Linked DNA regions of Homo sapiens: all the other regions are linked to region 1. Evidence: chromatin contacts called from ENCODE Hi-C or POLR2A ChIA-PET data. All regions are on one chromosome and are shown on one strand. The core of a region is the stretch at or near the end of the contact, and the rest is flanking DNA. Distances in the headings are between cores, read along the strand shown. Region 1 holds the start of PSME4 (proteasome activator subunit 4). Region 2 holds the start of CFAP36 (cilia and flagella associated protein 36). Region 3 holds the start of RTN4 (reticulon 4). Region 4 overlaps RTN4 (reticulon 4).

What was found. A loop is a pair of places that touch in the nucleus more often than their neighbours do. ChIA-PET counts read pairs that join two places held with the same protein, here RNA polymerase II (POLR2A). Pooled maps may share reads with other maps.
Region 2: a map of B cell shows a loop between it and region 1 (4-fold over the local background). The contact joins the promoter of CFAP36 here to the promoter of PSME4 in region 1. A Hi-C loop is called at or near these places in 3 of 168 maps with a recorded cell type or tissue (B cell, CD4-positive, alpha-beta memory T cell and naive thymus-derived CD4-positive, alpha-beta T cell) and 11 of 50 pooled maps. POLR2A ChIA-PET finds 5 or more read pairs at or near these places in 1 of 52 experiments (OCI-LY7).
Region 3: a map of ascending aorta shows a loop between it and region 1 (9-fold over the local background). The contact joins the promoter of RTN4 here to the promoter of PSME4 in region 1. A Hi-C loop is called at or near these places in 3 of 168 maps with a recorded cell type or tissue (B cell, ascending aorta and naive thymus-derived CD4-positive, alpha-beta T cell), 4 of 37 single-sample maps with no recorded cell type and 21 of 50 pooled maps. POLR2A ChIA-PET finds 5 or more read pairs at or near these places in 3 of 52 experiments (MCF 10A, activated CD8-positive, alpha-beta memory T cell and naive thymus-derived CD4-positive, alpha-beta T cell).
Region 4: a loop to region 1 is called in a pooled map, with 4 times the contacts of the local background. The contact joins the enhancer-like site here to the promoter of PSME4 in region 1. A Hi-C loop is called at or near these places in 2 of 50 pooled maps. POLR2A ChIA-PET finds 5 or more read pairs at or near these places in 3 of 52 experiments (GM12878, OCI-LY7 and activated T-cell).

Annotation. Positions count from the first base shown.
Region 1 is chr2:53,966,595-53,973,528 of GRCh38, forward strand. It overlaps PSME4 (proteasome activator subunit 4), which reads right to left and starts at 4,399. Exons shown (of 47, transcript NM_014614.3): 1 at 3,949-4,399. The coding sequence starts at 4,190. It also overlaps a transcript of ACYP2 not described here. RefSeq lists enhancers at 3,247-4,011, 4,278-4,572, 4,868-4,917 and silencers at 4,068-4,267, 4,242-4,403, 4,278-4,667.
Region 2 is chr2:55,518,468-55,525,401 of GRCh38, forward strand. It overlaps CFAP36 (cilia and flagella associated protein 36), which reads left to right and starts at 1,251. Exons shown (of 10, transcript NM_080667.7): 1 at 1,251-1,449; 2 at 3,635-3,699; 3 at 5,254-5,355. The coding sequence starts at 1,335. RefSeq lists enhancers at 552-601, 1,782-2,031.
Region 3 is chr2:55,047,853-55,054,786 of GRCh38, forward strand. It overlaps RTN4 (reticulon 4), which reads right to left and starts at 2,599. Exons shown (of 9, transcript NM_020532.5): 1 at 1,893-2,599. The coding sequence starts at 2,448. RefSeq lists enhancers at 1,605-2,417, 2,380-2,429 and silencers at 1,920-2,039, 2,180-2,239.
Region 4 is chr2:54,973,224-54,980,157 of GRCh38, forward strand. RTN4 (reticulon 4) reads right to left here. Exons shown (of 9, transcript NM_020532.5): 6 at 1,472-1,541; 7 at 598-644; 8 at 340-398. Among named protein-coding and RNA genes, the nearest start is that of RTN4, 74 kb to the right of the region's middle. RefSeq lists a silencer at 1,239-1,440. Within about 2 kb of position 4,073, at least 3 of the 41 ENCODE cell types and tissues checked have a DNase peak (open chromatin) inside an H3K27ac peak, as active enhancers do; they include GM12878 and OCI-LY7, where a contact is called at or near this core.

The DNA of each region.
Region 1 (6,934 bases), core at 3,149-5,648:
AAGGCCAGATACACCTCACGTACAGATAACCTGAGGTGTTCTAACGAGCACCCGCAGCCCCTCATGAAAGGTCCAGAAAGGCAAGAGGGCAAAATCAAGTTTTTTGGGGTTTTTTTCTTTGTTGTTGTTTTTAAGATGGAGTCTCGCTCTTTTGCCGAGGCTGGAGTGGCGCTTGGCTCACTGCAACCTCCACCTCCCAGATTCAAGCGATTCTCCTGCCTCAGCCTCCTGAGTAGCTGGGATTAAAGGCGTGCACCACCATGCCAGGCTAATTTTCTTAATTTTAGTAGAGATGGGGTTTCACCATGTTGGTCAGGCTGGTCTCGAACTCCTGACCTCGTGATCCGTCTGCCTCGGCCTCCCAAAGTGCTGGGATTACAGGCATAACAAAATCAAGTTTTAAGAATACCTTTCTTCAACTCCCTTCATTCTCTACATGGGCCATACAAGTTATCTACCAATATTTCACTCACAGTGTCCATGAGCTGTCTGCCATTGTCCAAAGACCATTAATTTGTTCCTACTTTCTCTAATTTGTTTCAACTTCTCTGATTTGTTTCTTCCCTTATTAAAAATTTCCCTTGTGATGTGTTACATCACACAACCTCTCTTGACCAGACAGTTCTAGTACTTTAAATTGTCTGTACAGGAAAGCCTCTATCACATGGCCAAGTATTTAAAAATATAGAAATAACCTTTCTTCAGAGATGTTAAACAGACCTGCAAGTTTCTAAATGGACTGAACTACTAAAAATGAAGAAAAAAGTCAAAAAGAAGGCTGGGGCGGTGGCTCAGCCTGTAATCCCGCACTTTGGGAGGCCGAGGCACACAGATCACCTGGGTTCGAGACCAGCCTTGCCAAAATGGTGAAACCCCGTCTCTACTAAAAATACAAAAATTAGCCAGGCGTGGCAGCGCACAACTGTAATCCCAGCTACTCAGGAGGCTGAGGCAGGAGAATCGTTTGAACCAGGGAGGTGGAGGTGGAGGTTGCAGTGAGCCACGATAGTGCCACTACACTATCTTGTGTCTGGGCAACAGAGTGAGATTGTCTCAAAAAAAAAAAAAAAAAAAAAAAAAAAAAAGTCAAAAAGAGGGACCAAATGTAAAGCCTGAGAACCTTCCAAACCAGAACTTGGTCCCAAACACACCTCTGATGTCCAGATTACGGGTGCACATTTCTGATCAGCAAGATAGTCCCACTAACTCTCAACTGCATTTACACTTTGGTCTTTAGGAATGTACTTGATCTATGCAACTGTTTCCAGTATTTTACAAATTATTCAAACAGTTCTTGTAGAAAGATACACACAATGACTGATGTGAAGCTTGACAGGATTAAAAAAATAAAACTGCAGAATACCAGAGTAGAAATGCTTCTCAAGAATTTAGTCCAGGCCGGGTGCGGTGGCTCACACATGTAATCCCAGCACCTTGGGAGGCCGAGGTGGGCAGATTGCTTGAGGTCAGGAGTTCAAGACCAGCCTGACCAACATGGTGAAACCCTGTCTCTACTAAAAATACAAAAAAAGTAGCCAGGCATGGTGGCACTCGCCTATAATCCTACCTACTTGGGAGGCTGAGGCAGGAGAATCGCTTGAACCCGAAAGGCAGGGATTGCAGTGGGCCAAGATCCTGCCACTGCACTCCAGCCTGGGCAACAAAGCAAGACTCCACCTCAAAAAAAAAAAAAAAAAGAATTATTTAGTCCAATCCCCTCATTTCACGCACAAGCATACTGAAACACATGATTAAGTAACTTTCCCACAGTCTCAGAGCTAGTGGGAGAAACTAGATTTTCTTTTCATTACCACTTTCTATTCTACAAAGTACTAAATATGATCACCACTCAGCTTTCGTCACACGTTTTGGCATTATTCAGATGTTCACTTATGCAACACAGAAGGCTTAAAAAACAACAAGCACAACTATGAACAGGTCACCTTAACATGACTTAGGAAAAAAACACACCCAAGATCACAACATGTCCCACCGCATTCAAAATGTCTCATAGTGCAATATCAAGAATCAGTTTCCAGCATCTAACCACTATTCCAAAATAAAATTCTACCCAGTAGCATTTCTTGCTGGTTATTTAGCTATAAATGGTTATGGGTTCATGGGTATTAAGCCATCAGCTATCTGCAATCCAGCCCTAAACACCAAACATTAGCTCCATTGTTATTTTTAGCCCTTTCTAGGTACAAACTTTTATCTAATAAGCCAAAACAATAACAAAACTCGGAGTGCTAATTTACCAAACTTGTTAACAATAAATACTTTAGAAAACAATGCTTAACTATGCCTTGGTAGATTCTAGGTTTATAAATCCAAAGCAGATATGCCTTCACACCATGGCATATTTATATAATGTACACTAAAAAAAGCTGTTTGCGTCCCCAAAAATGGTAGGTATTCTCTGGCAAGTCTAATCCAAGTGATTAAAATGGGGAATTACTGTAACAAAGTGACTATTTTTACTGTGCCTGAGCAACACAAAAACCTAGGAGTCTCACTTGAAAAAGCATTTGGATTTTAACTATTTATAAAATATTCTTTTTTGACTAAACGTGGTTCTCCCTGTTGCATTCCTGCTTCTGCCGCCCCTCACCTCCATTCTCCTAAGGATCCTAACACGAAAAACTTCATTATACTCTAGTCAAGGGGAGAGCTGTTAACCTTGACATTTTATGATCACTCTCTGAAGAGGGCAAATTACATGTTTTAGTTTTGCTTCTTTTTAATTAAAAAGGTCCCACCCACCCCTCAAGTGGAAATGAGAAATTTGTCAGAGGCCCCTTAATAATTGGCAGATGAGAATCATCCAGTGAATATACACAAAACTATTACAAAACCCTGAGTCATCACTCAGTTCAATCAGCAGCTTTGGGTAAACACTGAATGAGTGAGTTATGTCTTGTGTGTTCACCCGTCCATACCCACATGCGTGAACATACCATGTTACTAGATTTTATGTACAGTTAACCAAACAAGATACAGCAAAATTCTTTCTTAAAAAGCTCTTCGGACACAGTAAAGATGCCCATCCAGCAAGTAAATGTAACCTTTTTTCCCCCACTGTATTTTCACTCGTTTTTTTTTTTTTTTTCCTAATTTCAGTGACACTATAGTTTGAAGCTAGTTTACAAACAGAACTCCTGAAACTGATTTAGGTAATCTCTTAATCTGAGTAACTCAAAAAATTAACACAAGCCTGATACTAATATCGCCCTGGACATCCTGACAGTGCTCTTCCCTACTTTCCTCAGTATCTTAAATGTCTCTCCAAAAGAAATGTCACAACAGGAGCAACACACAATCCAAAACAACACTGTCCACATAAGACGTTAAGCTCAAGAATGAGGTCTGACTTTAAACGACCCTTTTCGATCAACTCCGCCAGGTCTGAGAGGGCCCCCAAAAAGCAAAACCCTTAAGTTTCCCTATGGTCTTCTCTCCATTCAGAAAGTTACTAGACGCCAACGGAGATGCGAAGAGGCGGGGATCGTAGGGGAAGGAAGAACCGGAGGAAGCAAGGAGACAAGTCAAGGAACTCCCCCAAAGACAAATTCTCTTTGCCCCGCCTCTCCCATGCGCAAAAGTCCACGGAGGACCCTTGAGAAAGGCTCACCTCTCTCCCTCGGGGCCGGGGCCCTTGGGCTACCCAGGGCCCCCCAGGTGGGAAGACAACAACCCGAACACTTCGGGAGAAGCAGATGCGGAGGACGTAGAGGGATGGTAAAGACCCGGGAAGTCCCGTAGGAAAGTGGCAGGGAGGACGGCTTGAGTACTTCACAGGCTCTGTCACGACCCTGGGATCACCGCTCGGGGACAGCTCCAGCGAGGACAGAGCTAAGGGTCCAGCCCTCTGGACAAAGAGCAACCATCCCCGACACCTCTCACTGAGCCTTTCCCCCCGGCCCGGCCCGCAGGCCCGGGCACACTTACGTGGAGAGTTTCCTGGTCCAGAAGAGGCCCCCGGGCCACAGCTCTTGGAGCTGCACGGCCCGGCCCAGGTTGCATTTGATCTGGGCCAGCTGCAAGTCGGACTCGGCGTCTAGCCGCTCCGCGTAGGGCAGCAGCTTGTTGTAGACGATCTCCTTCTGCGGGACGAAGCCCCGCGGGCCCGGCTCGGGACGCCCGCCCGGCTCCGGGGGCTCTCCGACTCCCGCCCGCTCGGCCGGCTCCATGAGCCCAGGGACACCCCCCCCACCCCCTCCCACCCGAACCCTCCCCGGCCCCCACCCCTCTCCGGGCTCCGCCTCCTCCGCGTCTTCGTCGCCCTGCGGCCGCTGGCGGCCCGTCGCCCTCGGACCGATCGCTAGGCCCCCTTCCCTGGCCGGCGTGCTGCTGGGCCCCACGCGGCTCTCAGTTCGTTGGCGGCGGCAGCGGCCGCTCTGCCCGCCCCGCACCGGCTCTGCTGGTGACGCTGCAGCCGCCGGGCCCAGAGGTTCCGGACCGGCCTCAAGTCACTTCCGGGGCGGGGCGGGGCGGAGCGACGGCGTCGGGGGAGGCGGTGGTGGCGGCAGCTGGAGCCCAACGGGCTGCGCCTTCTTCGCCGTGGGCCCGGCTCGGAGCCCCCACCCCAGGCCTCACCGGCCCAGCGCGAGGCTGCCTCACCGGAAACACGAGGCCGAATTCCAAGCTATTGTCCTGCTTCGCCGGGGGTCGCGCACTCCAAGCGGCAGCCCACTGGAGTCCCAGTCGCCACGACAGGCGGCAGCCAGGTCGGCCTGGTCCCCCTAGCCGAGCAGCCCCGGCTTCTGGGTTAGAGGGGTTTATGGAAAAGCCTACGTACCCACTTGCTCCTTATAGATTTATTTACTCCATCCCGCTTGTTCCTTATAGATTTAATTTTTCTGTCCCCTTTAAGTCCCCATCTTTCTGGTATTCTGGCCGCCATCATTCCAAAGAAGAAAATAGTTACTCGCTGAACAAATGCTATTTGAACAGCTGTTTTGTGTGTAAGGCGCTCAGTTTAGGCTATTGAGATAGAAAGTTTAACCTGGTTTCCGCCCTCCCAAGGACTTAGTCTAGCAGAGATAAAGACGTGAATTACAAGATAATGCTCTTAATTGCTAGATAAGTACAAGAATCCTTAGGAACTCTACAAAGAAGTTGAAACTAGGGGGTTTGAGAGGGTGTCATTTTCCTAGAAGTGATACTTAATTTAAGCTATGAAGGTTGAGTGCAAAGTTGGTTAGAAAAAGGAGGGAGGAGGACACGTATTTCAGCTGAGAGAACAGCTTTGACGCTGCAAGCATGTATTCTAAAAATTCAAAGTTCAAAATAGCGTAAGAGAGGGGACGGAGAAATGAGACTGAGAAGGCAATCCTAAGGAATTCAGAGCTTTATCCTAGAGACAAACTTCCAAAAGATTTTAAGCATAGCAGTGGGATGATATAATTTACATTTTTTAAGAATTACTCTGGCGGCCGGGCGCAGTGGCTCACGCCTGTAATCCCAGCACTTTGGGAGGCCGAGGCGGGCGGATCACGAGGTCAGGAGTTCGAGACCAGTCTGGCCAACATGGTGAAACCCCGTCTCTACTAAAAATACAAAAAAGTTAGCCGGGCGTGGTGGCGGACGCCTGTAATCCCAGCTACTCGGGAGGCTGAGGCAGGAGAATCGCTTGAAACCGGAAGGCGGAGGTTGCAGTGAGCCAAGATCGCGCCAGGGCACTCCAGCCTGGGCAACAAGAGCGAAACTCCGTCTCAAAAAATAAAAGGGCCAGGCGCGTGGTGGCTCACGCCTGTAATCCCAGCACTTTGGGAGGCCGAGGCGGGTGGATCACGGGGTCAGGAGATGGAGACCATCCTGGCTAACATGGTGAAACCCCGTCTCTACTAAAAATACAAAAAAATTAGCCGGGCATGGTGGCGGGCGCCTGTAGTCCCAGCTACTCGGGAGGCTGAGGCAGGAGAATGGCGTGAATCCGGGAGATGGAGCTTGCAGTGAGCCGAGATCGTGCCACAGCACTCCAGCCTGGGTGGCAGAGCGAGACTCCGTCTCAAAAAAAAAAAAGAGTCACTCTGGCTTCGTCTGGAAAATGGGTTGGAACTGACAAGATTGGGAACTGGAGGACCCTTTAAGGTGTGACATAATCATGGCCTGGATGTCAGTTGAAATTGAGAGCTACTTCAGCAGAATGGCTTGGGCTTAGTAGTTGACTGAAAGTGAAAAATTAAAAAGGAAAGAGACAAGACGACGCTGGGTAGATAGGTGAAGTCCTTCACTGAGATAAAGAACACAGCAGAAACAGCTTGGGAGGCAGAATGCCTATGGGATGGGTATGTTGACATATGTATCAGGAGGGTGATCTAAACTGAGATGCAGATTAGCGTGTAGATGGACGACAGGAGGGAAGGAAATATACAGTATGAAAAAATAGGGCCCTTCACAAATCTCTGAGGAGCCCCACATTTAAGGACAGACAGAGAAAAGGAAGGTAGGCCACAAAGAATATTCACAAAAAGCAGAGAGAGGAGGAGTTCTAGGAAACTGGGTGTCTCATGGAGAAGCGAACAATCCTACCTTAGGTAGCTAACAGGTCAAATGAAGTGAAACCTGAAAGGGTTTATTGGATAGTTTATTGATAAAGCGCATAAGAACAGTGTCGTTGGAGTGTAGAATAGAAATCTGATTATGGTGACAAAGGACAAATGGGAAGTGAATAAATAGAGGCAGCAAATATGGACAACCTTTTAAAAAATAATGGGGTAGGGAGAGCCGGAAAGAGATGAGTGTCAGGCCTCTGAGCCCAAGCTAAGCCATCATATCCCCAGTGACCTGCATGTATACATCCAGATGGCCTGAAGCAACTGAAGATCCACAAAAAAAGTGAAAATAGCCTTAACTGATAACATTTCACCATTGTGATTTGTTTCTGCCCCACCCTAACAGATGAATGTACTTTGTAATCTCCCCCACCCTT
Region 2 (6,934 bases), core at 1-2,500, 1.5 Mb after region 1:
AAAAAAAAAAAAAAAGGCACATAATGATCATCTTCATGCATTCAGGTAAGATACTGTGTGCACATTCACAAAATAAAAATAGACTAAAGGATGGTTTATGGAATACTATGCAGTTGCAAAGAAAGCACAAATTTATATTTTTAAAAGATAAAGATATAAGAAAAAAATTCATAACTGTACATATAATCCTATTTATGTAAAAAATATATATATATATATGGTTGTCTGAAGATATTTTGGGACTCCAAACACCTTCACAATGACCACTGAAGACCCCATTCCACAATGGACTCCACCTAAATGCTGAGTTGGAGTTATAATAAGATTTGGTTACCAAGGCATTTATTTAAGTGAGTATTAACTTTGCTCTTGCCCTTGAAAAGCTCCTAATTCTAGTTATCTTTATCCAAGCGTAAGAGATTAAAGACCCGCCTGAAGATACAGATGCAAACTGACCGTAAGACAATCAGCGAGTCTCACACAGCTCGGCTTTGTATTTTCAGACAACCCTTTAATTACAAACGCCTCTGGGCCAATGGTCTGAAAATGGTTGGGACTGAGGTGCTGGGGATACAATGATGAACTGCAGCCGCTGAAGCCCTGTCAGGTGGAGACCCGGTTACCTCAGACCCTCACTGAGCCTTTTCTTTTTTCTTTTCTTTCTTCCTGTTTTTCTTTTGAGACGCAGTCTCCCAGGCTGCAGTGCAGTGGCTCACTGCAACCTCGGCTTCCCGGGTTCAAGCGATTCTCCTGCCTCAGCCTCCCGAGTACCTGGGATTACAGGCGGCGCCACCACGCCAGGCTAATTTTTGTATTTTTGGTAGAGACGAGGTTTCACCATGTTGGCCAAGCTGGTCTCGACCTCCTGACCTCAGGTGATCCGCAAGCCTCGGCCTCCCAAAGTGCTGGAATTACAGGCGTGAGCCACCGCGCCCGTCTACTGCGCGTTTTCTAAACCTTGGCTCCTACGCATTTATCAGAAGAGAGAGCGCAATCTGTCTATGACTTCCAGCCAATAGCTACACTTCTTTTCTCAGCCCTCGTCCACTGTTCTTTTTTAACCAATCAGAAACGTTTTTCAAACGTTTGCCCTCCCCGCTAAGTGCGCAGGCTCCTGGAAAGTTGTCTTCACTTCCGGGCCGCGGTCTAGGGCGGCTACGTGTGTTGCCATAGCGACCATTTTGCATTAACTGGTTGGTAGCTTCTATCCTGGGGGCTGAGCGACTGCGGGCCAGCTCTTCCCCTACTCCCTCTCGGCTCCTTGTGGCCCAAAGGCCTAACCGGGGTCCGGCGGTCTGGCCTAGGGATCTTCCCCGTTGCCCCTTTGGGGCGGGATGGCTGCGGAAGAAGAAGACGAGGTGGAGTGGGTAGTGGAGAGCATCGCGGGGTTCCTGCGAGGCCCAGACTGGTCCATCCCCATCTTGGACTTTGTGGAACAGAAATGTGAAGGTAAAAACCAGAGCCCGAACCGACAATCCTTTTCTCCTCTCTCACACCAGCGGCGGGCAGGGGGTTGGTAACCACAAGCCATCTCTCGTCTCCCCGACCCCCTGTCTCCACCCCTGTCGCAAGGTCTCGTTCCCCTCACCACCTTCTCCACCCGCGTCATCAGGTTTAGAGCTGGTTGTGTGGGAGGAATTCCTTTCACCCTGCCAATGTGTTCCTTCGCAGACCTGAAAACGGGGACCGAGACTCCCCTTCTCTGGGGCCGAAGCGCACGTCCGAAGAACATTAGACTTGAATCGTAAATTCGGTCTCTCACCCTGTCCCGAACGTTTCTGCCCTCGGCAGGTGGACTGTTTGGCTGGGCTTCTTCAACAGCTTTGCCAGACTTGAGAGGAGAAGCGTCGGTTTACCTGAGTTCCTTATGATCCCTAGCATTTCGCCCGGTGTAGTCAGCTTAGGAAATGAGAAATGATTTCACTCCAAACCAACAGTTAACTGCAAAGGAGGGCATGTGATAACTCCAGGAAGCCCAGAGCCGGTGATTTTGGTGGCCTGTGTTCCCCTTGGTGAGCTCTCTACTCTTCGCTATACCAAAAATTGGCGAGGTGGGGCAGGACCATTCTTGGAACAAATGAGGCGTATAGATATGGCATAATATTCCCCGTGAAGGACAGGCATCTCCGGGTTCTGAGCAGTTCTTCAGGCTTGGAGTTCTGCATTCAGTTCGTGGAGACTATTTGCAGCCCATTCGCAGAAAAGGAACCAGAAACCACGTCATATAAATGAGTGCCCAAGCGTTATTGTGGTTGTTTAATCGGGCAAGACTTTGAGGGTAGTAGTATTCATCAATTATTTGAACATCTGCTTTGTGTTGTAAGGTTGAGTAGAATAGAGCTAGGGTCAGTTGGTACAAGCTACAGGGAAACAAATTTCAGTGAAGGAAGTGTTTCATGATAGAATGTATCCAAGATGAGTTAGCCAGCCTCAGAAGGTAATGAGCTTCCCGGCTCCAGCAGTGTTTGAATGGATCTGATAGCGACTTAATAGGGTTAGAGGGATTCAGCTATTCAGCTATCAAATGGTCGGTTATCCTGGATGACCTTTTAAGACTTCTTTAAATTCCAAGATATCATGAATCTGGTAAAGATGAAATTCAGTTTGACCACTGAATCTTTTCATTACATTTTCATTGCTATAATCAATATTCAAATCGTAGTTATTAAAGTGTTATTTTTACAGGTAATTTTTTAACAATGTTCAAAAACAAAATAACTTGTATTTGTACTCCTTTTTTTTTTTTTTTTTTGGGAGACAGAGTGTCGCTCTGTTGCCCAGGCTGGAGTGCAGTGGCGTGATCTTGGCTCACTGCATTGTTTTATACATATGATCATTCAGTAAACACTTGTTTTGATTTTATTTAACTTCATTATTTATCTGTGGTAACAAAAATTGCCTGGTCACTTTCAGTAACATTTACATCAGCAAAATTCCAGTACAATAAAATAATATGGAACCTATTGTAAAAGGATTTAACCATTAACAATAATATTACATTAAAAGTTATGAAGAAATTATTGCCTCATATTGATTGAAATGTGTTTTTGTCTTAAATATGAGGTAGTATTCATTTTAAATATTTTCTCAAGTAGGCAAAAAAGCTTGTTTACAATTAATAGTATATATGTGTGTGTGTGTGTGTGTGTGTGTGTATATTTTTTTTTCTTTTTTTTTTTTGAGATGGAGTCTCACTCTGCCGCCCAGGCTGGAGTGCAGTGGTGCAATCTTGGCTCACTGCAACCTCCGCCTCCTGGGTTCAAGCAATTCTCTTGCCTCAGCCTCCCGAGTAGCTGGGTCTACAGGCGCGCACAACCACGCCTGGCTGATTTTTGTATTTTTAGTAGAGATGGGATTTCACCACATCAGCCAGGCTGGTCTCGAACTCCTGATCGTAGGTGATCCACCCACCTTGGCCTCCGAAAGTGCTGGGATTACAGGCATGAGCCACAGTGCTCGGCCAATAGTATATATTTTTAGATATATTCATTTATATATTTTTAAAAGATAAACCCTAAGAATTCAAAGCTGAAGAGCTAGGTTGACAGTTCTATTTGGAAGGAGTGGATTTTTAAATTTGCATTAATAAAATGATTTGGTTTTTACACTATGTAATATTTTCTTTTAAATTTAGTTTTTGATGATGAAGAAGAAAGCAAATTGACCTATACAGAGATTCATCAGGAATACAAAGAACTAGTGAGTATTTTTTTTCACTGATTTTTAAAAGTAATTAGGCTAATACTACTTATAGCTTTTCTAAATGAAGAAAAATATTTTTACATTAAAAATCCTTAATTTTACAAAAATCCAATCTACCTTAACAATAGTGCCAGTTATATCTGTCTCCACAGGTGCTCTGAATATCTCATTTGGATGACTTATCTCCTCTACTCTAAGGAATGGTTTTACAACTCTTTATGGGTTCTTGCATGTATTCTTTATATCTTATTCTTATTTTGTTGACGCATCCAGGGACATATTAATTATTCACTTCGTCATGGTTGTCATGTGATTTTTTTATTTTTTATTTTTGAGACAGGGTCTTGCTCTGTCACCCAGGCTGGAGTGCAGTGGCACTATCACAGCCTATTGCAGCCTCAACCTCCCCAGGCTCAAGCGATCCTCCCATCTCAGCCACCTGAGTAGCTGGGACTACAGGTGTGCACCACCATGCCCTGCTAATTTTTTTGTATTTTGTAGAGATGGCGTTTCTCTGTGTTTCCCAGGCTGGTGTGGAACTCCAGAGCTCAAGTGATCCACCTGCCTGGGCCTCCCAAAGTGTTGGGTTTACAGGTGTGAGCCACTGCCCAGCCTGTCTTGTGATTTTAAAAAATGCCTCTGGCAGTGGGGCTCAGTGGCTCACACCTATAATCCCAGCACTTTGGAGGCCAAGGCAGGTGGATTGCTTCAGCCAAGGAGTTCGAGACCAGCCTGGGCAACATGGTGAAACTCCATCTTTATAAAAATTACAAAAATTAATCAGTCATGATGGCATGTGCCTGTAGTCCCAGTTGCTTGGGAGGCTGAAGTGGGAGGATGATCTCTTGAGCCCAGAAGGTCAAGGCTGCAGTGAGCCATTACTGTGCCACTGTACTCCAGTCTGGACAACAGAGTAAGACTCTGTCTCAAAAAAAAAAAAAAGAAAGAAAGAAAGAAAAGGCCAGGCGTGGTGGCTCATGCCTATAATCCCAGCACTTTGGGAGGCCAGGGCAGGCGGATCACCTGAGGTCAGGAATTCGAGACCAGCCTGACCAACATGGTGCAACGCCATCTCTACCAAAAAAAAAAAAAAAAATTAGTCGGGCATTGTGGCAGGCGCCTCTAGTCCCAGCTACTCAGGAAGCTGAGGCAGGAGAATTGCTTGAGCCTGGGAGGCAGAGGTTGCAGTGAGCCGAGATCGTACCACTGCACTCCAGCCTGGGTGACAGAGTGAGACTCCATCTCAAAAAAGAAAGAAAAGAAAAGAAGAAAAAAAAATGCCTCTGGGTAGCAGAAGAGTTGTACCACATTGAACTTCATAATCCTGACTTCAACTATTTCTATTAGAAGAAATACAATTTCATGTGATTTTCAGCAAAAATATTAACTTTTAATTTGTGTTTTGGTGAAAGACAATGTCACTGTCATGTAATATGTAGATTAATATTTGCAAAAAATTCGATGATACTTTTCTAAACTAAATACTTAATATGCAAACTGTCATGTAGAATTTTTCTATGTAATTATAAAAGTTAAACTTTGTTTTTTTAGGTTGAAAAGCTGTTAGAAGGTTACCTCAAAGAAATTGGAATTAATGAAGATCAATTTCAAGAAGCATGCACTTCTCCTCTTGCAAAGACCCATACATCACAGGTTTTTGCTTTGTGTTATTCTGCTAACATACAGTTTTAACAAATGCCCAGGGTTAAACACTCACTTAAATTTGAATGTTTGATTGACAAAGTGTAATATTTTAGACATTGTGAGAGGTAGAAAGATAATTCATCACATATGAGTTCTTTTTGAGAGCAACCCTGAAAAATGATAATTTGAGGCATTAATGAACTGATGCAACTCAAAGTGACCTTTCTAAACTCAGAACTAGAATAAGATCACAGGGTTTATACAAACTACTGTTTTATTTACATAGATCTCCAATAATTCTGCAGTTGCTCCTTTTATAATTTTAGCAGATCCACAGTCAGTAGTTCCTGCTGCTGCTTCCTTCTCTTGGAACTACTTGTATTATCTTACTGGTTGTGTAGTGCTAGGCTGAAGTAGTAATACATATGTTATAAACTAATGTTTGTTTTTGTTGTTTTTTTGATATGGGGTCTCACTCTATTGCTCAGGCTGGAGTTTAGTGTGATTGCAGCTCATTATAGGCTCAACATCCCTGGGCTCAGGTAATCCTCCCATCTCAACTTTCCTGGTAGCTGGGACTACAGGTGCCGCACCAGCACACATGGCTAATTTTTTTTTTTTTTTTTTTTTTTTTGTAGAGACAGGGTCTTGCTGTGTTGTCCAGGCTGGTCTTGAATGCTGGGCTCAAGGGATTTGCCCATCTTGGCCTCCCAAAGTGCTAGGATTACAGGCATGAGCCACCACGCCCAGCCTGTAAACTAATGTTTATTGAGGGCTTGTGCTAATTGATATTTTGGGCACTTGACATGTTTTATCTCATTTAATCTTCCTGACACCTCTTAAGAAACTGCTACTATATAACTTCCATTTAGAAATGAGGAAACCAGGCCCGGAGTAGTGGCTCACGCCTGTAATCCCAGTACTTTGGGAGGCCGAGGCGGGCAGATCACCTGAGGTCGGGAGTTCGAGACCAGCCTGACCAACATGGAGAAACCCCGTCTCTACTAAACATACAAAATTAGCTGGGCATGGTGGCACATGCCTGTAATCCCAGCTACTTGGGAGGCTGAGGCAGGAGAATCCCTTGAACCCGGGAGGCGGAGGTTGTGGTGAGCCAAGATCGCGCCATTGCACTCCAGCCTGGGCAACAAGAACAAAACTGTCTAAAAAAAAAAAACAAAAAAGAAATGAGGAAACCAAAGCACAGATATATTAAGCAAATAGTCCAAAGTCCACAGCTAAATAAGTAGTAGAGCCAGTATCCCCAGCCCAGGCAAGCCAACTGAGTGCCCTTGCTCAGAGGGTGAGGATTGGGATATGTTGCTACTACCCAAGTAGCCTTTTGCTCAAAAACTGAAGGCCAGGAAGTGGCTCATGCCTATAATCCCAGCACTTTGGGAGACCAAGACAGGAGGATTGCTTGAAGCCAGGGGTTCGAAACCAGCCTGGACAACATAGTGAGACCCCATCTTTAAAAAAAATATAAAAGTTAGCTTGTTGTAGGTTGTGGTGGTGTTCTCCCCAGAGTACCTACTCAGGATGCTGAAGTAGGAGCATCACTTGAGCCTAGGAGGTTGAAGCTGCAGTA
Region 3 (6,934 bases), core at 1,349-3,848, 1.1 Mb after region 1:
ATAACATACAATCAGGAACTTAGGTGAATGAAAGAACTTGAAAACTATTTTACAGACCATACATAGTCATGCCTCGCTGAACAGGGGGAACAGGATCTGAGAAATGTATTGTTAGGCAATTCTGTCGTTGTGCAAACCTCACAGTATACTTACAGAAACCTAGATGGTAGAGCCTACTACATACCTATATGTAGGCTATATGGTATAATCAATTGCTCCTAGGCTACTAACCTATACAGGATGTTACTGTAGGCAACTGTAACACAATGGTATTTGTGTAGTGTTTATCTAAACATACCTAAAATAACACTGTACAAAGGATTAAAAGATGGCACACGTGTGCAGGGCACTGGCCATGAACAGAGCTTGCCAGCCTGGAAGCTGCTGTGGACGTGAGTAGTGAGTGAATGTGAAGGCCTAGGACATTACCATGTACTACTGTACAACTTACAGACACTCTACGGTTAGGCTACACTAAATTTATCTTTAGATATATTTTTTCAATAATAAATCAACCTTAGCTTACTGTATCTTTTCTATTTTATAAACTTTTTGGCTCTTTTGTAATAACGTTTAACTTAAAACACAAACACATTTTAAAGCTATAGAAAAGAAATTTTATATTCTTATTCTATAAGCTTTTTTCTATTTTTTTTTTAACTTTTGTTAAAAACTAAGATACAAACGCATTACCCTAGGCCTACACAGGGTCAAGATCAAGACGTCGCTAGGCGGCAGGAATTTTTCAGCTCCATTACAACCTTATGGAGCCACCGTTGCAAATGCGGTCTGTCCTTGACCTAAACGTCGTTATGAGGCACGTGACCGTATTTTGATTCTGTAACCTAAAACATATCCTTCTGAAAAACAGTATTTCTAACCAATATATATGAAAATGTCTGTCTCAAAACATTTCTCTGTGTCTCATGGTAAATCTGCCACGAGTTCAATTAGCCAATTCCTGGCAAGGAATCCACAGGTTTTCCCTTCTTTAGGAATGTCAACCATTTTGCCTTTTATTTTTTTCTGTAAGATTCAATTATGATGCACTAAGAGGCTGGGCCAAGTCCACACTAACAGCAATTCCTCCGACCCTGCAGCTGAAACCCCGGCAGAACTACGCCCCCTCGAACACAATGCCTAGATCCCCTTTCCCTGGCTCGGTTTAGCTGGTGGGGAGCAGTCCACATCACACCCCGGGGAGCTGGGCGGTGGCAGGACTTTACCAGAACTCTCTCCTTCCCATTTCTCCACGCACCACACCACTGGAGGCGCTCTCCCTTCACTGCGGTTGGGTCAATGTGGACGTTTTCCACTCGGCCAGCTCCCCACGAGCACAGGAGGAGGGGGAGGGGAAGCGCAAAGGGGCCACCCACGCCAGCCAGGAGGTGAGGAGGGAGCCCGGGGCAGAATGCAGGCCAACAGACCCGCAGCAAAACTGCACCTTTTCCAAAGGAGCAACCCAGACGGGTAGACAAAAGCACCTCCTAAAAATATCTGGGTGCCAAGGCCTTTCCTTCCTCACCTCGAAGCCCAACCAACCCGATAAATCCACAACCCTGGCTCTCGGGTATATACCCGGCTCCTACTACGGGTGGGTGCCTAACTTCCGAGAATCCGTACGCTGGGCATCACACAGGGTGAAAGTGGGAGCCGGGAGCGGTGCACGTGTTCCCCGAAACCAAGACGGACAATAAGAACAAACCCGGGCTCCAAGGGCCGCCCCACCCTTCTCCCCGCGCTTCCAACCAGACGGGGCGCCATCGCCCCGAAGTCCGCAGACAAAGCGCCCTCGGGGCGGAGAGGAGGGACCAGCCCAAAGCATCTGGGGCTGCACACAAAAGAGGGAGGGGCGCGAGGGGCGGCGCGAAGCGAGAGGTCGCGGCACTCACCCACTGAGCCCGAGGAGCCCCTGCGCTTGGGCGCGGCCGGGGTGGAGGGGGGCGCGGCGGGAGCCGGGGCTGGCGGGGTCCACACGGGCTCTGCCTGGGGGCTCACGCTGGCCGGGGGAGGAGGGGGAGGCCGGGCCGGAGGCTCGTCGTCCTCAGGGAGCTTGGAGGGCGAGACTGCGGCAGCAGACAGCGGGGATGGCGCGGGCACGGTCGACGACACCGGGCTCGGGTCCCAAGACGGCTGCCGCTCCGGGGCGACGGGGGGAGCGGCCGGCAGGGGTCCCCGGGGCGCCGGCGGCACGAAGTCATTTCCGAAGTCCATCAGGGGCGCGCCGGCGGCAGGGGCGGTGGGCACTGGGGCCGCGGACAGCCCGGCGGCGGGCTTCCTCTCCAGCACCTCCAGCTCCTCCAGGTCTTCGTCCTCGTCCTCCTCTTCCTCCTCCTCTTCTTCCTCCTCGTCCTCGGGCTCCCTCACGAACTGGTACTTGAACGCGGGCTGCGGCCGGGGTGGGCTGTCCGAGGACGAGACCAGAGGAGACTGGTCCAGGTCTTCCATGGCTGGAGGGTGGAGATGATGCTGCAGCTGCTGCCGCCGCCGCCGGGGCCGCGTCTCAGAGCCGCGGGCGGTTGTGGGGGTTGGGGAGGACTGAGAGGGGCTGGGCCGACTGAGCCGAGGGACCTACTGTGGTGACGGCTCCCGGAACAATGAGACTGCTCCTCCTGCCTCCGCGCCGGTGATGCGCCACCCGCCCTGTCCCCACTTGCCGCCGCCGCCCAGATGAGCTAGGAGTGAGGCCAGCGGACTCTCCGCCCAGTTTGGCGTGACTCACCCTCCCCAGGGGAGGGCAGGGACTGGCGCGGGAGGGAGAGAGCCAATCGGCTACAGGATCGAGAAGATAGGCGACCAGCCGGGCCAACAGAAAGGGAAGGAGATGAAAGTGGGTGGGGACTACGGCACTTCCTCTCTCTTACCGGCTGGGATTGCGTTCAATGGGCGGGGCTGAGAGCTGGGAGCTCCACCCCCACTTTGGGTAACCGTGAGTTGGGGTGGGGTCTTGGCCTTGCCCGCAGCTGGCGTCCGTATGTCGTTAGAGCACTGGGAAAGGGGGCGGGCTGCTGGCTGGGAGGGGTCGGCGCGGTTTCTGGCGCGCCACCGGAAGGGCGTTATCCTGGGGGAACTGAGAGTGGAAACTTTCCTCCCGGGAAAGGAAGAAACCCGACTGGAGAAAGGTATTAGCGGGACTGGGAAGTGGGCCCTAAGGATTTTTAAAGATTTTTGAAATAAAAGATTATTTGTTCACTCAAAGTTCCAAACTACATCACTACTACTACCACCCTAAAATAAGAAAAAAATTGTTTTTTGACAGTTAGGCTCACTCAGTCTAAACCGCAGCCCCCGAAATTGGGAGGAAAACAGCTGTGCTGAATTAACTAGGGATCTGGGGCCGACCATTTGAAAGTCTGCTCTTCTTCCAAAGAGAGTTTGGGGCCTTGCCTGCTGGACTCTTACATGGTAAGAGAGTGAGTCACCCAAAGAGAGAGGCAGCGGGGAGACAGGAAAGTGGAAATACAAAGATGCCTTGGAAAGCTAATTTGGTTCACGTTACATTTCAGTCACCTTAGGTTCATGAGTCAACATTTCGGATGATTCAGGCTTTCTGGGAGTCAGGAAGCCCCATAGTCATTGGTTTGATATGCAGGAATAAGCATGATCCCCATTCCACTTTTTATGAGGCTGGAGAGTTTAAAGAGAGTAGTTGCAGAACATCTTTGTAAGAATCAGGATCCTTTTATCTTTCTGATTTACCTTTCAAAAATATTCACTGCATGCCTACTCTGGAGGCCCTGGAGAGAAGAGGATAACCTGCTTTCAAGTTGCTCAAAGTCTAAATCTGTGCTGTACCTGACAGGTACTGGCTACTTGTGGCTACTGATTGAACACTCGGAATGTATGTAGCTAGGCTGAAATTAGATGTGCTGTAAGTGTAAAATGCGCACTGGATTTCAAGAATTAGTACCTCCGAAATGTAAAATATCTCAGCTTTCCTGTTGACTGAATGTTGAAATTGATATTTTGGATATATTGGGATAAGTATAATATTATTAAATTAATTTTACTTGTTCCTTTTAAAGCAGCTTCTAGAGTTTTTTAAATACATAATGGCTCACATTATATTTCTTTTGGACAGTGCTAGTCTAGATTAATAATTAAGAAAGTTTGATTGCCATGGGGAATCACTGGCAAATTCTTAGCTCCAACTAATTTATATTACTGTGGCTTAATTTGGGTATTAAAAAAGAAAAGTAAGAGTTGGAGGGAGGGATAAATAGGTGGAACACAGAAGATTTTGGGGGCAGTGAAACTGTTCTGTATTATCCTGTAATGGTGGATACATAACATTATGCATTTGACAAAACCCACAGGACTATACAACAGAAAGAGTGAACCCTAATGTAGACTATTGACTTTAGTTAATGATATATCAATATCAGTTCATCAGTTGTAACAAATGTACCACCTCAATGCGTTATGTTAATAATAATAGAGGAAACTGTGGTTAGGGGGCAGGAGTGAGAGTGTATGGGAACTCTGTACTTCCTGTTCAACTTTTCTGTAAACCTAAAACTGCTCTAAGAAATAAAGTTTATGAACCTTTAAAAAAGGAAAAGAATAAAGATTTCCTGGCAATGTTACTTGATTGGGTTAATTATCAACAATATATTCAAGACCTATCACATTAATTCCACGGAGAACTGGCTTTATTTGTGCAAAACGTTTGTGACTTGCTTTGAGTTTGGTGTTATTTTTTGGAGGGGTTGGGAAGAGTAGGAAGAGAGATGTATTGATGTAGAATTTTGGGGCGGGAAGTTAATGCCAAATGAATTTAAACAAAACAAATTTCTACAATGGTGACTACAAGAGACATATTTGAAGTCTTTGTCAAATATTTATCAAAAATTATAAAAAATTTGCCTGATTTTCAACCAATTGCATAAACATACAAAAATATACTAACAGTATTTTATGATACGACCTTTTCTATTGTCACAGTTTAGCTATCAGCAGTCTTCCCCGCATGCTTTTCCCACTATGACTGTTCTGAAATTCCTTAATGATAAGTTTCACAGGGCCTTTATGTATGTCTAATATAAACAGGACTTACGTTATTTGCAAGTTGTTTATATGATATTTCTGCATTCATATATCCCTGTACCTACTACTACTAAAATAGTCTCAAAGGAGTATCTTTAATCAAAGTTTCACAAAAGAATAATTATAAATAGTAGATTTACAATTTTAATAGGAAATAGCAGTTAATATTGATGCAATAATATAAGCACTATCTGGTGCAGAATAAAAATAAATTTTATTAATCTCAGTGACTTCTAAAAAAATAAGTATTTGATAGATAGATGAGTAAAGAGTTTGCCCAGCTTTCATAGAATGATCAACAAAGCAAAAAGAAAGGAGGCTGTTGCTGCTCTACCACAATTAAAAGTAAAGCTAGTTATACATTGTTGTAACTAGATGTAAATATCACTATCACTAACAAAATTCTGGTGGACATTTGAACCAGTTAAAAGAAAAATGCACATTCTAGATACTAATAATAGTTTTAAAATAATTATTCAATAATTTATATTTGAAAATAGCTTATCAGACGGGCACCGTGACTCATGCCTATAATCCCCGCACTTTGGGTGGCTGAGGCGGGTAGATCTCTTGAGGTCAGGAGTTTGAGACCAGCCTGGCCAACATGGTGAAACCCCATCTCTACTAAAAATACCAAATTAGCAGGGCATGGTGGTGCACACCTGTAACCCCAGCTACTTGGGAGGCTGAGGCAGGAGAATTGCTTGGACCTGAGAGGCAGGGGTTGCAGTGAGCCAAGATCATGCCATTGCACTACAGCCTGGGTGAAAAGAGCGAAACTCCATCTCAAAAAAAAACAAAAAAAAAAAGAAACAAAGAAAAGAAAATACCTCATCAGAAGTAGAAGATTAAAGTTTTCAGATACCACTGGTTAGTAGCTGTTCTCTCTGAGAACACTACAAGAGATCCAGCCTGCTAGAATCATAGAATCTTAGGGTTGGGAGAACTTTGGGAGGTCAGCTTAACCAATCTCTCTTCCATTATCATGGTCTCACTTATAAGCAAGAGCTAAATAAAGTGTACATATGGACATAGAGTTTGGAATGATAGTGGAGACTCAGAAGACTGGAGAGAAGGAGAAGGGATGATGAGAAATTCCTTATTGGTACAATGTACATTATTAGGGTGATGGATACACTAAAAGGGTGACCACTATGCAATCAATACATGCAAAAAAATTACACTTGTACCCATAAATTTATACAAATAAAAAATTTAAATAAAAAAATTCTTAAGAGTACCAAAATGATGTTTCAGTCTCTTTTAAATAGAAAGATTGAATGTAATTCAGAGGTGCTCTTGAACACAGGCCAGTCATTTTCAGTAGGTGAAAAAGCTGTGGTTGACTGCTCTTGAAACAGGTGTGTCTGTAATCCACCTCTCATCTTTCTTATCTTGCTTAACCATCCCTTTTGTGCTTTCACTTTATACTTTTTAATAAGAGAAATATTTGTTGGGTATACAGTCTGCACCAGGCCCTGCTCAAGACTTTGAAGAATACAGCACTACGCCAGACACAAACGTGCTTGCATGTTTTCAGTAAGAGACCTATTACTTGGGGAAATCACCCCTTCCATTTCTATAGTATTATACCTTATTTGCAGAATGCTAAATTGACACCTAAACTGGTATTTGTAGAACAAGTTAATTGTCCTTGAATTATGTATGCCCCTCAAAAGAGTTAAAAGGCGTAGGATGGGTATACTCTTGCCTACATATAGCAGGACGTGAACACCAGAGTGGGTTCGGTAAGAGAAGAAAGATGAGAGGTGGATTGTAGAGAAACCTGTTTCAAGAGCAGTCAACCACAGCTTTTTCACCTCTGAAAATGACTTGCCTGTGTTCAGGAGCGCCACTGAATGACATCTGACCTTTCTATGTAAAAAAG
Region 4 (6,934 bases), core at 2,823-5,322, 1.0 Mb after region 1:
TATCAGTTTTGTTTGCTGCTGCTTAAAATACCATCTTCCAAGAACTACTTGTATGTTATTCAGCTAATACAATAAATGAAATCCTTAAAGCTGCCTAATTCTAAGCTATAATTTTGCCACCTTGGCCTCATGAATTAGATTTAAACAAAGCCTTAAACACATAATAAACCCAGAAACGAATGGTCCAAATGTTAGAAAAACAATCTTTTGGCAACTCTGAAGTCACACTTAAGGTCTGATAGAGATTTGTTACTCATTATGCCTGCAATATGAAAATACTGTTCTCACAATCCAGCACACCTTATCCTAGTAAAAACACTGCAGATTTTAAATACTTACTTAGCCATAGCATCTTTAACATTCTTATTTGCAAGTCCTAGATAATGATCTATCTGTGCCTGAAAGAGAGGTATAAAGGAATTATTACCGTTGCTAAAGAATCTTATTAACCACTACTATGTGTCAAGCTAAAGGCTTAAGAAACCATCACACTTCTCATTTTTGTAAGACATTGAAAATGGGCACTAATACATCCGTAAATCCCATGTAATAGAGTGAGTGCTCTATTCTGAAGTCAGCAGTTAGTTAGGAAATTACCTGATGCCGTTCATAAATAACAGGAACACTGAAGAGTGAAATGAGAGCTGAAAAGGGAAATATACAACTTTTCAAAAAGAACGGAATGATTTGGGAGGAATAAACACTCAAAAAACTATTAAACTGGCAACTCAAGATAACCAAGCAGTGTTCCTAATGAATGAATAAAAACATAAGGATCTCTGGATGCATCTGCTGTTGAGGAGCCACTCCAGAGGAATGAATGAACTGTGTGAGGCTGCAGTTATTAGAGCTAGGAACCATTTCTAGCTTCAAATCATATCACAGTGAGATTTCATAAAATAAAGGTATCCCTGGTTAGATTTATGACTGCACCATCATATAAAGCCACCCTTTATCTGGTTTATCACTGTTTGTTAGTAGGAGCTGTCTTCAGCAACTAAGGTAGCATTTCAATAAACCGGGAAGCAGTATCACCAACTTATTTAAAGAGAATACAACCTCAAACTTATTTTGAGATGGAGTTTCACTCTTGTTGCCCAACCTGGAGTGCAATGGCACGATCTCCGCTCACTGCAACCTCTGCCTCTTGGGCTCAAGTGATTCTCCTGCCTCAGCCTCCGGAGTAGCTGGGATTACAGGCGTGCGCCACCACGCCCAGCTAATTTTTTCTATTTTTAGTAGAAATGGGGTTTCACCATGTTAGCCAGGCTGGTCTCGAACTCCTGGCCCCAGGTGATCCGCCCACCTTGGCCTCCCAAAGTGCTGGGATTACAGGCATGAGCTACCGCGCCCGGCCCACATTTTCATCCCCTACTTTTCATACAATGAGAATATTCTCCACTAAAATGTCTAAGCTCCTGGCACACAATCTTTCCAGCAATTTTTCATCCCAATGGCTTTGTAGACTTACCCAAAATCAGTAGTGTCAGACCATTAAACAAGGCACCAACATAGGTAAATACCCACATCAACACTGCAAACTATAAGAAAATAACATTAGCCCATTATAAACAAAATTCAAGTAAAGTTTCTTAATTATGCTTTCAAAAGCATCCCATCTAAATGCCTACCTACAAAAGGCATACAACTTGAAGACTGGGTAAAGTACCATGAGCAGTTCACTATTAAGTCACGAGTCTCAATTATGAATTTCAAAATCCTAAAATAATTAATAGATTTGACCCATTTTCTCTGGACTACACTACCAAGTAGTTGATTCTGCTGAGATCAGACAATATACCAAGGGTGCATCTTACCCCTCCAGCCCTAACAACATTTACCTTTTAAATGGGAAGACTATAAAGGTGTTATGAGAATTGTCTATTAGAATTGATTTCAAAGTATGAACTAGTTGAGTGCTTGAAGATATATGAGCTGAATAATTCAGACATTAATATCTCAGCTGATAAGCAATAATTGGGCAAAGAGTACTTATCAGGGAAATTACGTTTCAGGTACCAAAAATATCACCTCTAGCCTTTGAAGGATCAGGCACAAAGTCAGTCTGAATTTTGTTAAACATTGGTCATCATCAGTTCCTTTGCTTTCTAATTCAAGGCCTTCATGTGTATGTCTGGCAATCACTTTGACCTACTTAGTAGGTAACAAACATGATGCCACCAGCTACAGTGATTATTTAGGCTTATGTAACACTATAAATGAAAAGGGGAGTAGTAGAGCACCCCCATTATCTAAAGCGGGGATCAGCAAACTTTCTCTGTGAAGAGCCAGACAGTAGAATTTTAGGTTTTATGGGCCACATAGGGTTTGTGTCTCATATTATTCTGTGTCGTTGTCATAACCCTTTAAAAATGTACACCACCCACTCTTAGCTCCCACACTATACAAAAACAGGCCGTGGCCCAAACAAGCAGTGGTTTGCTAACCCTTGATCTAAAGCATATATCTTTCTCCATGTATTAAACGAACTCTGACTGAATGCTTACTGACCATTAATTAAGCAGTCAAACATTAGTAAGCATATTTATTACAGCTTAGGAAGACACTTTGGATGACTCTACCAAGCAACAGTTCTACAAATAGCAACACTCTGGTCACCCTAACTGAATTTAACTAATGTTCAAGTCAGTAAATATCAGGCATTCTTAATATCTGTCAATTGAAAAAAAATTTTTTTAAGCTGCCGTATTCTTAGCAATTGCTATTGGAACCCCTGGTAGAAAGGTTTGAAGGATGACTTCAGTTAGTAAGGCTTTTCTCTCACAGTTTTATAGACTCCTATTGCTGAAGCTAAATATAACTTTTGCACTTGAGCAAGTTTACTATAGAGTAAGAGAGTTATTTTTATCCATCACTATCCACAAGTCTAAAGGGAAAAGTGTTGACCTTCCATATTTTAGAAGAAATTACTCTAGCAACGAAGATGCCCTTAACATGACAGAAGATAGTAACAAACACAAGCTAAAATAACTCCTCATTTGGTCATTACAGTCACTGACAAGGCTTCACTCCAAGTCCACAGGGGAAAAGCCCAAGACTTCACACCTGAGCCACTGTAGGGGCTCAAATGTCACTTGCCTCTTTGAGAACACTTCCTAAAAGCCAGGCTATCCCAAGACAAAGAGAAGAACACAGGGAGGTCTCAAATGTCCTTAGGGCCAGGCAGGTGACATACATGTATGTGAGAGGCTGGGAGAGAACTGAGGCACACAGTGATATGCATTCTTCCTCTCAAAGGGGCACTTACAACCCTGCTCCATACGCTGTGGCCATGCAAATATTCCAGGCCAGTGTTGCCAGAAATGTACACTTTTGTGTGCTATCATATAATTTTTAAATGTTGCAGCTATGTTGAGAAAACTGAATACTTCGGCGGCCCAAAACAGAAATAGTGGTTAAGTGTATTCAGGGAACACACCACCAGGAGAGAAAGGGGTGGCAGCAAGAACTAACCTAGAGAGTAACCATTATTAATGGGAATCCACCACAAATGATGGATTTGTAACATGGCAGGAATAAGGTCAATAAACACTTTAAAGAAGCAAACAGGCTGCTCTCATTTTGGACTTAACAAATTCTACACGATTCCATGGCAAATACTTTGCAACATTATAGCCAATACTTATTAACTGAAGAGGTCAAAGCTTATCTCTCCATTGCACAGTATCGAGACTGGAGGAAGGAGGCCTAAAATGTAATGAAGATCTAACAAATACTTACTGAAAAGGGGCAAGGGCCACATCTGGTTTATCTTTCTTCCAGGGCAATAAGAGAATTAAATTCACTGTGTATAACACACCTGATTAAAGAGCTCTGCAGATTTGTGATGTTTCAATTTGGGGGAAGGGGTATCTTTAAGGCAAACGGTGGGAGAGTGCTTAGTAAGATCTCAGAAATTACTCTGGCAGTTCTGACCATTTCAAAACTTTCCTGCACTCTCAAACTCTAAACTCTACTTGCCCTTCTGTGTCTCCTTCAGATTCATTCATTAGTTGGTAGTTTGGACTCTCTCTATATCCCCAGCCCACTTCCTTCTAATTTTTCTGAGAGCTCAAGAAACCTGAAAGGAAGCTGTCAAAATGTGAATGTTAACAGCTGCCTATGAGCCTGAGAGCTAGATTTTAGTGTTCTTCTGGGTCAGCTATTTCTGGAGCTCAGGCCGTTTTTTTTTTTTTCTTCCTCTCACTTTCAGATTTAAGATTGTGTTCTGGAACATTATAGTTGCGCCTCAATTACAGAAAAGTAAGAACCTCTGCTGAAAATACCTGGTCTTAGTCCCTAAAAAAGTAAAATTATTAGACAGCTTTTTGGGATTTGAGGTTTCAAAAGACAGGAACCTGCTAAGAAGGCTCAGTCAGACTCAATTAGCCCAAAAGCTGAGCCCAGTAGGCATTGTCATATGCTTTTCTTTCATAATTGCGGGTGGGAAGCGAGGGGAGGGAGGATTTATAGTTTAATGCCACAACTTTTTAAAACAGTGATTTTTGCCATACTATTTGACTAGGAAAATGATCGTTGCTCACTCTATAAATACTTGAAATCTTTTCTAGGACTTAGAAGTTTGTAGTTAATTGCAAAGGAGCAAAACAAACGGAATATTACACAAGAATTTAAAAGGAGAACTCTGCAGAACATGTCTTATTTTTATTCGCCCAAGTCAACCACCAGGAAACTTGGACCAGGCACACGGATACCCATCATTTCACACCGGTGTTTATAAAAGGACTAATGAGCCCTGGAGTTTGGTTATTTTTTTGATCACATTTTGAAAGGCCAGGCTCCTCCTTCACTGCCCCCGCCAAAAGGCAATAAGCAAGGAAAAGGTTTCACATGCTAGCAAGAGCGGCTCTAAAATTTCAATTTCTGAGGAAGATGGTTTCACATGGAAATAGTCATAATTGTAGGCTGGGCATGGTGGCTCACACCTGTAATCCCAGCACTCTGGGAGGCCAAGGCAGGCAGATCACCTGAGGTCAGGAGTTCGAGACCAGTCTGGCCAACTTGGCAAAACCCCATCTCTTCTAAAAATACAAAAATTAGCTGGGCGTGGTGGCGGACACCTGTAGTCCCAGCTACTTGGGAGGCTGAAGCAGGAGAATCACTTGAACCTGGAAGGCAAAGGTTGCAGTGAGCCTAAGATCGCACCACCGCCCTCCAGCCTGGGTGACACAGCGAGACTCTATCTCCAAAAAAAAAAAAAAAAAAAAAAGAGCTAGTGATAATTGTGACCCAGAATCTAAAAATGTAGATATAAATTTGAGGGCACACAACAGATTTTGCATTTATGAAGACAATGAGTTATAGAGATACTTCTTTCAAATTGTTGTTTAAAAACTATTATTTTGTAAACACAGAGCTTGATAAAAATGTCTTTTCTAAATGACAAAAATTTAGAAATGAGAGTAATTTCTACTACATTTTCCTGAAATTAAGATGGTTTCCATTTTCCTAGCTATGAATCATATAAAATCAATGTAATTCCAATAAAAAGCTACTTCCTATAAATTTTAAAAAACTCATTGTTATTTAAATAAGAAAAAACATTCATCTCAACTGGAGAGACTGGAGCTATTAGCAAACTTCCCATAAATTTAAAATCTGACTGTAAGGCATTAAAATAAATCCGTTTAAACAAGGTAAATACATTTTTCCTTATGTTGAAAAAGTAAAAAAAGAATGGGAATTGGAAAAACATTTTTTGCTTGCTTTAGGGTGACAGAATATAACTTTCCCTACCAGTTTTTGTGGCTAAAAGGCAAAAAGTAATACAGTCCACTATTAAGGAACTTAAGATTAAGATTTTAATAATTTTTTTTTTTTTTTTAAACAGACAGGGTCTCACTCTGTTGCCGTGGCTGGAATGCAGTGGTATGATTATGGCTCACTGCATCCTCCACCTCCTGGGCTCAAGAATCCTCTTGCCTCAGCCTCCCAAGTAGCTGGGACTACAGGCATGGGCGACCATGGCTGGCTGATTTTTCAGTTTTTTTTTTTTTATAGAAACAGTCTCACAATGTTGCCTAGGCTGGTCTCAAACTCCTGGCCTCAAGCAATCCTTCCGCCTTGGCCTCCCAAAGTGCTGGGATTACAGGCGTGAGCTACTGTGCATGGCCAGGAAAACCTTCTTCTTTTTAAAATGCTCTCTATATAAACAAAAACTGTGGTGGATAAGTGTGGCCATACACAGAAGTCTCTCTAGAAAGGTAATCCTATCAAGCGTTTTTATAAAAAAGCAAAGTGATTTTTATCAGCTTCCTTTTTTCAATAAAAGCTGTTTTAAGGAAGTATTCAGTATTTCTGTATATTCAATGGAAACAAACACATGGAATCTGTACTACTCATATACAATGACATTAGGAAAGGGTTTAGCTAAATTCTTGTGTGGCAAAATCACAAGGTTTATCGTTTATCAAGGAAGACCTTTCATGTACATTATCAGAGTGTGCACCTGAATTACCAAGGGCTTTACCTTTCATGGGGAGAAAAGGACAGATTCCCTGCCTTATTCATTTGCCTCTAGATTTTGAGATCTAAATGCCAGGTTCACTTTAAGTGCTAACATGATGAGGCAACTGTTACTTATTTGCAGTCCTAAATGAATTGCCAGCTGGGGAAGTCACCAAGCAGGTTTCCTTGAGCTCTGGGCTTGCCAAAAACACAACTCAGGGAAACCAATCAAGTACGTTTTTCTTCTCTTCTCTTTTTAAAAGGATTGCTAATCCTTAAGGATAAATTATAATTTTAATGAAAGTCCTTTTTTTCAATACTAAGAAACAACAAGTGTTCCAGAAAGGAAATCTGTCTCATCATGTGTTACTTTCTGTTACTTTCAAATTAGCAGTCACTCAATGCAAGAACTTATCAAGTTCGATTTCTCTCATTTATGCTAGCTTCCTCATGAATAACATAATTG